2 separate regions of the Homo sapiens genome follow, and region 1 is linked to region 2. Evidence: read pairs that join two places in POLR2A ChIA-PET (ENCODE). Cell type or tissue: Panc1. All regions are shown on one strand.

Region 1 (4,000 bases), 120 kb before region 2:
TCAGGAACTTGCACATGCTTAGGAAGTATTGTGAACAAATAAACTATTATTTGCTACTTATAAAGCAATCAAGTAATTGGGGTGGAGGACATGGTAGACAAAGAAGTTTAAGACTTCATTTTTGGCCGGGCGCAGTGGCTCACGCTTGTAATCCCAGCACTTTGGGAGGCCGAGGCGGGTAGATCACCTGAGGTCAGGAGTTTGAGACCAGCCTGGCCAACATGGTGAAACCCTATCTCTACGAAAAATACAAAAATTAGCCAGGCGCAGGGGCAGGTGCCTGTAATCCCAGCTACTACAGGGGCTGAGGCAGGAGAATCACTTGAACCCGGGAGGCAGAGGTTGCAGTGAGCCGAGGTCACGCCATTGCACTCAGCCTGGGTAACAAAAGCAAAACTCCACCTCAAAAAAAAAAAAAAAAAAAAAAAACTCAATTTCTGCTCTCCAGGAATTTAATCCCTAGCTGAGAAAATAAAATTAACCCTCTTGAGGTGACAGGTGACAATAAGGAGTATTTTATTCATGGTTGGCCCCTGCCTGTATCCAAAAACGATCTGAAAGTGTCTGAAGACTGCCCGTAAGTATGTGCTCAATAACATGATCGAATATAAGTTCTACTCACTTTCTATTAAGCAATACTTTGTTAGCCAAGTTTTAGAAACTCAATGTATTTAAAATGAAATCTTTTAAGTTTATAATTCAAATTTTTAAACAATTAAGGTAGAATTCTCTTCTCCAATCTGTACCATCTTGTCACATTTCACTGTCATTGTTTCATGAGTAATGCTTTGCCCACTTCACTTCTCAAAAGGATACACATGACAAAAATTAGCTGGGCATGGTGGTGTGCACACTTGTAGTCCCAGCTACTGGGAAGGCTGAGGTGGGAGGATCACCTGAGCCCAGGAGATGGAGGCTGCAGTGAGCTGTGATGGTACCACTGTACTCCAGCCTGGGCAACAGAGTGAGACCCTGTCTCAAAAAAAAAAAAAAAAAATACACGTTAAATGTTCCTAATTGTTGAAACTGGCTGATGGGCATATATGTGGAGTTTGTCATGTCACTCCGTCTCCTTCTGTATATGTTTGACAGTTTCCTTGCGTCATAACACTTTTTGTTAAATGTTCACTTATGAAAGAAAAATATAATAAATATAAATCTGTCTTTCCAGCAAGCCCCAAGCTAATCAAAGGAGCAGAAAACTTCCAAAAGAATTAAAGCCAAAAAGTTTATGCTTAAGGTAGTCAAAGACCAAAACAAAACAAAACCACAAAAATCATGGGAAACACTTAGTGTCTGAAATTAAAATAAAATTGGGAATAAGAGAAATACTTAAGTTTTAAATTTCAAACCAAGGGTAGAAAAACATCTATTCTCTCAAAGAGCTAAAAGTATTTATGCAAACAGTAAAATATCAATCAATCCATTAATAAGAAATAAATAAAAACTCTATATGTGTTCCTGATACTACAAAATCCATTGAGGGCTATTTTGTGACTCTCATAAAATATTTAGATTCTTCACCAACCTAAATTTTGTTTTGTTTTTTTTTGAGATGGAGTCTCGCCCTGTCGCCCAGGCTGGAGTGCGGTGGCACGATCTCAGCTCACTGCAACCTCCACCTCTCGGGTTCAAGCGATTCTCCTGCCTCAGCCTCCCAAGTAGCTGGGACTACAGGCACTCGCCACCACACCCAGCTAATTTCTGTATTTTTAGTAGAGACAGGTTTTCACCATGTTGGCCAAGATGGTCTCGATCTCTTGACCTCATGATCTGCCCGCCTCAACCTCCCAAAGAGCCGGGATTACTGGCGTGAGCCATCGTGACCAGCCCCAACCTAAATTTTTATAGATTTTAGTTTTATTTCCTTAATAATGATGAGACGGTATTAGTGGCATTTTTAAAATAATGCAGCATGATTTATTTTTAAATCATAAAAAATAATGTAGCATTATTTATTTTTAAAAAGAAATAATCAAAGGTAAACAACAATAAAGCCCTTCTTCCTTTAGACTTACTGTTGGAACGTGAGTCTTTTTCACTTTGCACTCAGGGTTTTTTAATCAGGGAAAAAAAGTCCTATTATTTATCTCTATTCATCAACTGTAATATACTAGATGTACTTTGAACCTATTGCAGTGATTCAAATACTAAAGAAAGTTCACCCGCTGAGTATTTTCCAAGGGCCTAATTTGTTAACAAGAGAAGCTGTCATCTCTGACTTTGTTCATCAGAGATAGAATTGAGGCACTGTTAATAGATCTATTGACTGTGTAAGTCCAAAGTCTGGGCTTGAATTCCCGGAGGAATGAGTCACACACACACATTTACCACAATCTCTGATCTTCTCCATCGCTCCTAGTCCCAGTTAACCAGGGAAAATGACTCATCAAGTTTCTTTCCATTAACAAGAGAAGTTAACATTTTGCTCTAATTCATTAATCAGCTTTCAGAACACTCAAACCAAACTTGGTAAACAAAAAGCAATTTTATATTACAGGCTAACACACCTAATTCATTTCTTTCTCCTATTTGGTTTACAATCTAAAATGAATTCCACCACATTCAAAAGGGACCAATGGGAAGAAATTTGCCCTGATTCAGTGAATACAGAGCAATGTTAGTAGTGGAAATCTCACTGTTGTTTTTTGCTTTTTGTTTTTTATATGGGGTTGATGGCTTTTTTCTTGCAGATTACAGTGAGTGTCTCATATATTTTGGCATCTCGTCATACAATACTTTTAAAAACTAGTCAAACTTGGCTGGGCGCAGTGGCTCACGTCTGTAATTCTAGCATTTTGGAAGGCCGAGGCGGGCAGATCACGAGGTCAGGAGTTCGAGACCAGCCTGGCCAACATGGTGAAACCCTATCTTTACTAAAAATACAAAAATTAGCCGGGCATCATGGTGGCGGGCGCCTGTAGTTCCAGCTACTCAGGAGGCTGAGGCAGGAGAATCGCTTGAACCCAGGAGGCGGAGGTTGCAGTGAGTCGAGATCATGCCATTGCACTCTAGCCTGGGCAACAGAGGGAGACTCCATCTCAAAAAAAAAAAAAAAAAAAAAAAAAAAAAAACTAGTCAAATTTTTAACTCCATGACTTGACTTGTACTTTGTTATTTTATAGAAGGCCTTTTATTATGGTTATAACTATACTCTATATCTTCTAATTATAATTTTTCTTATTGGTTTTGAAAAACAAATCTATATAGTTAGCACTTTGGTCCATCTGGAATTTCAATGATTAGCAGTCACTCTGGCGGCTCGAAGGTACTTACAGACTTTCTAAAGGAACTTCTGTTTGAAATCTTTGAAGTCTGATCAAATAGAAGAGGCTAAACAGGGTAAATATTCGGATATTCCAGTACCACAAGCCAGAATAGGAGGAGGATATTCTCCTAGAGCATTAGGATTTAATAAAGTATATGTTAGCTGAGCACAGTGGCTCACCCCTGTAATCCCAGCACTTTGGGAGGCTGAGAAAGGCAGATCACTTGAGGTCAGGAGTTTGAGACCATCCTGGCCAACATGGTGAAACCCCGTCTCTACTAAAAATACAAAAATTAGCTGGGTGTGGTGGTGCGCTCCTGTAATGCCAGCTACTCAGGAGGCCGAGGCAGGAGAATTGCTTGAATGTGGGAGACAGAAGTTTCAGTGAGCCAAGATCATGCCACTGCACTCCAGCCTGGGTGACAGAGTGAGACGCTGTCTCAAAAATATAAAATAAAATAAATAAAAATAAAGTATATGTTAGGTCTCTTGTACTTTCTATAAGGGAAGGATATGTTTTCACACATGAAGGAGAAAACAAACACTTTTCATATACAAATGAAGTAAATAAAGATGACAGTGGAGGATGTGTTTCTAGAGCCAGAGTGCCTGGACTGACCACCTGCTATCCTTGGGAATGTATTTAAGCACAATGCCCTAGATGCTTTGCCTATACGATAGAAATAGTAACAGGACCTTCTCTTCTGCTGTGGAAATGCAGTGAGATAGTTC
Region 2 (4,000 bases):
CCATCCTGGGTAACACGGTGAAACCCCGTCTCTACTAAAAATACAAAAAATTAGCTGGGCGTGGTGGCGGGCGCCTATAGTCCCAGCTACTGGGGAGGCTGAGGCAGGAGAATGGCGTGAACCCGGGAGGCGGTGCTTGCAGTGAGCCGAGATGGCGCCGCTGTACTCCAGCCTGGGCAACAGAGCAAGACTCCATCTCAAAAAAAAAAAAAAAAAAAAAATATATATATATATATATATATATATATATATATATATATATCCATTAACTTGAATAAATGTCATAGCTATACAACTAATGTGGAGAGTAATTTGTACCAAGAAAAATTGAAGCCACTATAGTAAATATTGCACATAGTGAGAGGAGATCTTTTAAATGTATATAAAAAAAGATAGACTTTTTTTGAAGATTAAAGATGTGACAAAGTTCTCCACAATGTATTTACCAAGTATTAGATGGCTTCAAACATAGACTTTGCTTAAGATGTTTAAAGCATTAAAACTAAAGGGGAGTAAAGCAAGGTGACAGGACAGAGGAAAAGACCAGAGTCTCGGCCGGGCACGGTGGCTCACGCCTGTAATCCTGGCACTTTGGGAGGCTGAGGAGACCAGCCTGACCAGGTTAGAGAAACGTCGTCTCTACTGAAAATACAACATTAGCCAGGCGTGGTGGCGCAGGCCTGTGATCCCAGCTAATCTCTACCCGGGAGGCGGAGGTTGCAGTGAGCCGAGATCGGGCCATTGCACTCCAGCCTGGGCAACAAGAGTGAAACTCAGTCTCAAAAAAAAAACACAAGAACAAAACCAGAGTCTGTGGTCCCAGCACAGTGTCCAAGTGCTGGACTGAGTGGACAAAAAGAGATGCCCTCAAGTACTGGCTGACTCTTGGGCAAGTTGCCAAATAGCAGTGTTTGGTTCATATTCAGGAAGTTATAACTGCAAGTCTATATATCTCATAGAATAGCAGGAAAATCTGTTTTCAAAGTAAAAATATAAGCACTACAAACTTTAAAAACAAAAACCTTGGCCAGGCGCTGAGGCTCATGCCTGTAATCCCAGTGCTTCAGGAGGGTGAGGTGGGTGAATTGCTTGAAGCTGGGAGTTCGAGACCAGCCTGGCCAACATGGTGAAACCCTGTCTCTATTAAAAATACAAAAATTAGCTGGGCATGGTGGCACATGCCTGTAATTCCAGCATCTTGGGAGGCTGAGGCATGAGAATTGCTTGAGCCTGGGAGGCGGAGATTGCAGTGAGCCAAGATTAAACAGTGCACTGCACTTCGGGCTGGGTGACAGAGCAAGACTCTGTCTCAAAATAAGTAATTAAGTAAATAAATTAAAAAAATACAAAATAAAAACAAAAACCTTAGTAGCCAGTGATAAGCCATAGTTGCTATGTAATGTGCAGTTGGGATTCTAAAAGTACAGTCTGAAATATAGGGTATTCTTTCATTTTCTAGGTACGGCTTACACACTGTGTTTTTGTAAGACTGCTTTTGTGAACTGTAGCTTATTTAGTAAAATGTACCCATGGCTGTCACAGTTATTGGGAGATGCCTGTAATTATAGGTGAGCTTAGTTGGTCATATACTTTCTAGGATATAGGGAAAGCATGATTTAATAGTAACATCCTATTAAAAAGTAGACTGTGGGCAGTTGTAGTATCAGCAACTTTTTTCTTTGAAGTTTTCTAAACTTCCTGAATTCTCCTATGACGTTGATTTCTAGAAAAATGAAATTTACAAGTACCTGTAAAGTTTAATAGTGTGCTGTTGCAGATGTTGTGTTCCAGCTCTCTGCTTTGATTTTCTGTTGGTAGGCCAGAAGCGGACTCCTAGAAGAGGGGAGCAGCAAGGATGGAATGACAGCCGTGGGCCGGAGGGGATGCTCGAAAGAGCTGAGCGGAGATCCTACAGGGAATACCGACCCTATGAGACAGAGAGGCAGGCAGACTTCACAGCTGAGAAGTTTCCAGATGAAAAGTATGTGCTGCAGTCCTCAGCAGGGCGGGTGGGGAACCAGAAAGGTTTTGAGAAAATGCTACTTTCTTTTTCTTTTCTTTCTTTCTTTTTTTTTTTTTTTTGAGACAGTTTCGCTCTTGTCGCCCAGGCTGGAGTGCAATGGTGCGATCTCGGCTCACTGCAACCTCCGCTCCCGGGTTCAAGCAATTCTCCTGCCTCAGCCTCCCAAGTAGCTGGGATTACAGGCATGTGCCACCACGCCCGGCTAATTTTGTATTTTTAGTAGAGACGGGGTTTCTCCATGTTGGTCAGGCTAGTCTTGAACTCCCAACCTCAGGTGATCCACCTGCCTTGGCCTGCCAAAAGTGCTGGGATTACAGGAGTGAGCCACCATGCCCGGCCCAGAAAATACAACTTTCTACTGGCTACTGCTTTTTGTGGTACCAGTCCTAGGAATGTTTTACTAATTTATGTGCAATTCATGTTACCTTAGATGATGGGAAGGATCTTCCTTTTTCCTCATAGATGCCTTTACGTCTTGGTTCAGGAAATGATTGTACAATTAAAAATGAATTGCTTGTTGGTAACTGAAGAGCACTCTTAAAAAGAAATTACACAGGAGTGTGTTGAACTGGTTTTCTTTTGAAGTTCTAGATTAGAGATATAATTTTGGACTAGGGATATAATTATGGTTTTTGATTTCACATTACCAATTTAGACTGCTCAATGGATTGAAATAAATTCCTAGCTCCACGGTCAGGTCAGTAGGCTGCCATGATGAAATTTGAAGAAGAGTCTGTTATGATGTGTAATACCAATTTCTGGAGGGCATGGCTGCTCTCCGAAGTACTCTAACATGGACAGAAGTCGTGGGCTGGTGGAGTGTTGCGTCGCTGCTTAGTGATGTGGCAGCATGGTGGCCACCGCACTCCACCTCAACACGGGGAGGGGTTGTGTCTTATGTTTGGCACTTGCTGCTTAAAGTCTTTGTTTAATCATTAAACCTGTTTATGTTAAACAGAAACAAGTAGTGAATCACATTTCAAGGAAAATAAAGTTAAACAAGCTAAGGAAGACTAGAATAGTGAACAGTTATATGTCAAGGGAGCCATTTTTCCAAACTCTTTCTGCTTCTTGACTGCTAATTCCATTCCATTTAGGATTCTGGCTACAAGTTTTAACCAAAAAATGTGGCTTTGTAAAACTATACTATAGAGCCTATTAAAAACAAAACAAAACAAAAGTCCAGCAGAGAGTAACTTAGCCTGGGTGGGCTGAGCAGGTGATGACTCATGCAGAACTGTTCACCTGGAAGTTACACATTCAAGACATTGAGATAGTCTATCTGCAACCATGTTGGAGGGAGAAACTTACAGAAAGCCTTAATTTTGCACCTTTTTTGGTGATTACTTCAAATCTGCTGTGTAGTAAGCACAGTCTCCTTGTTTCTGCAAAGCTTCTTGTAGCAGAGCTGCTTATTTTTGGAAGCATTTGGGTATTTATTTTCCCCTCACTTTAGGGATTCTGTGGAAATGAGGAAATTATAGTTCACTTGCACAAACCCATGTTTCCCCCCTTTTTTAGTAGCAAGACTGTGTAGTCTTTAAAAAGGATAAAATAGATCTTTATATGTGACATGAAAAAATAGCTATTAAGTGAAATAATACATATATGGAAGAGTAAGGTGGGATATGGAATTATGGAGGGGTTTTTTAATTTAAATAAGGTCAGAATTACAGAAAAGTTTTAAGAATTATACGAAGAATTTCCATCTGCCCTTCGAGACCCCCCACATACTAACTGTTTACCACATTTGCTTTATCATTCATCCCCCACCACACCACACAGCCTTTCTTTGTTATTTGAGAATAAGGTGTAGGAATGTCCCCTTACTCCTAAATACTTTAAATGCATTTCCTAAAAACATGATACAATTTTCAAAGTCATTAAAATGAATACAATACTGTTACCTAATTCTCTAAATTACGGAGTCTACAGACTTTACTCAGATTTCACCAATTGTCCCAGTGATGTCTTTTC

Evidence for each region. Peaks named below come from ENCODE experiments on the same cell type or tissue, not always from the same donor. Only the 100,000 strongest peaks of a DNase experiment are listed, where the experiment ranks them.
Region 1: POLR2A ChIA-PET joins it to region 2 with 6 read pairs; 11 of 35 experiments call an interaction of 5 or more read pairs at or near these places.

What each region holds. Positions count from the first base shown.
Region 1 is chr9:96,337,577-96,341,576 of GRCh38, forward strand. The region is part of intron 8 of SLC35D2 (solute carrier family 35 member D2); the gene reads right to left. The region is part of intron 8 of SLC35D2-HSD17B3 (SLC35D2-HSD17B3 readthrough); the gene reads right to left. Among named protein-coding and RNA genes, the nearest start is that of HSD17B3, 37 kb to the left of the region's middle. In Panc1, no CTCF peak of the experiment used is centred here; a DNase peak (open chromatin) is centred at 2,325; H3K27ac peaks cover 926 bases.
Region 2 is chr9:96,456,561-96,460,560 of GRCh38, forward strand. HABP4 (hyaluronan binding protein 4) reads left to right here. Exons shown (of 8, transcript NM_014282.4): 2 at 1,819-1,981. Among named protein-coding and RNA genes, the nearest start is that of HABP4, 8.4 kb to the left of the region's middle. In Panc1, no CTCF peak of the experiment used is centred here; no DNase peak of the experiment used is centred here.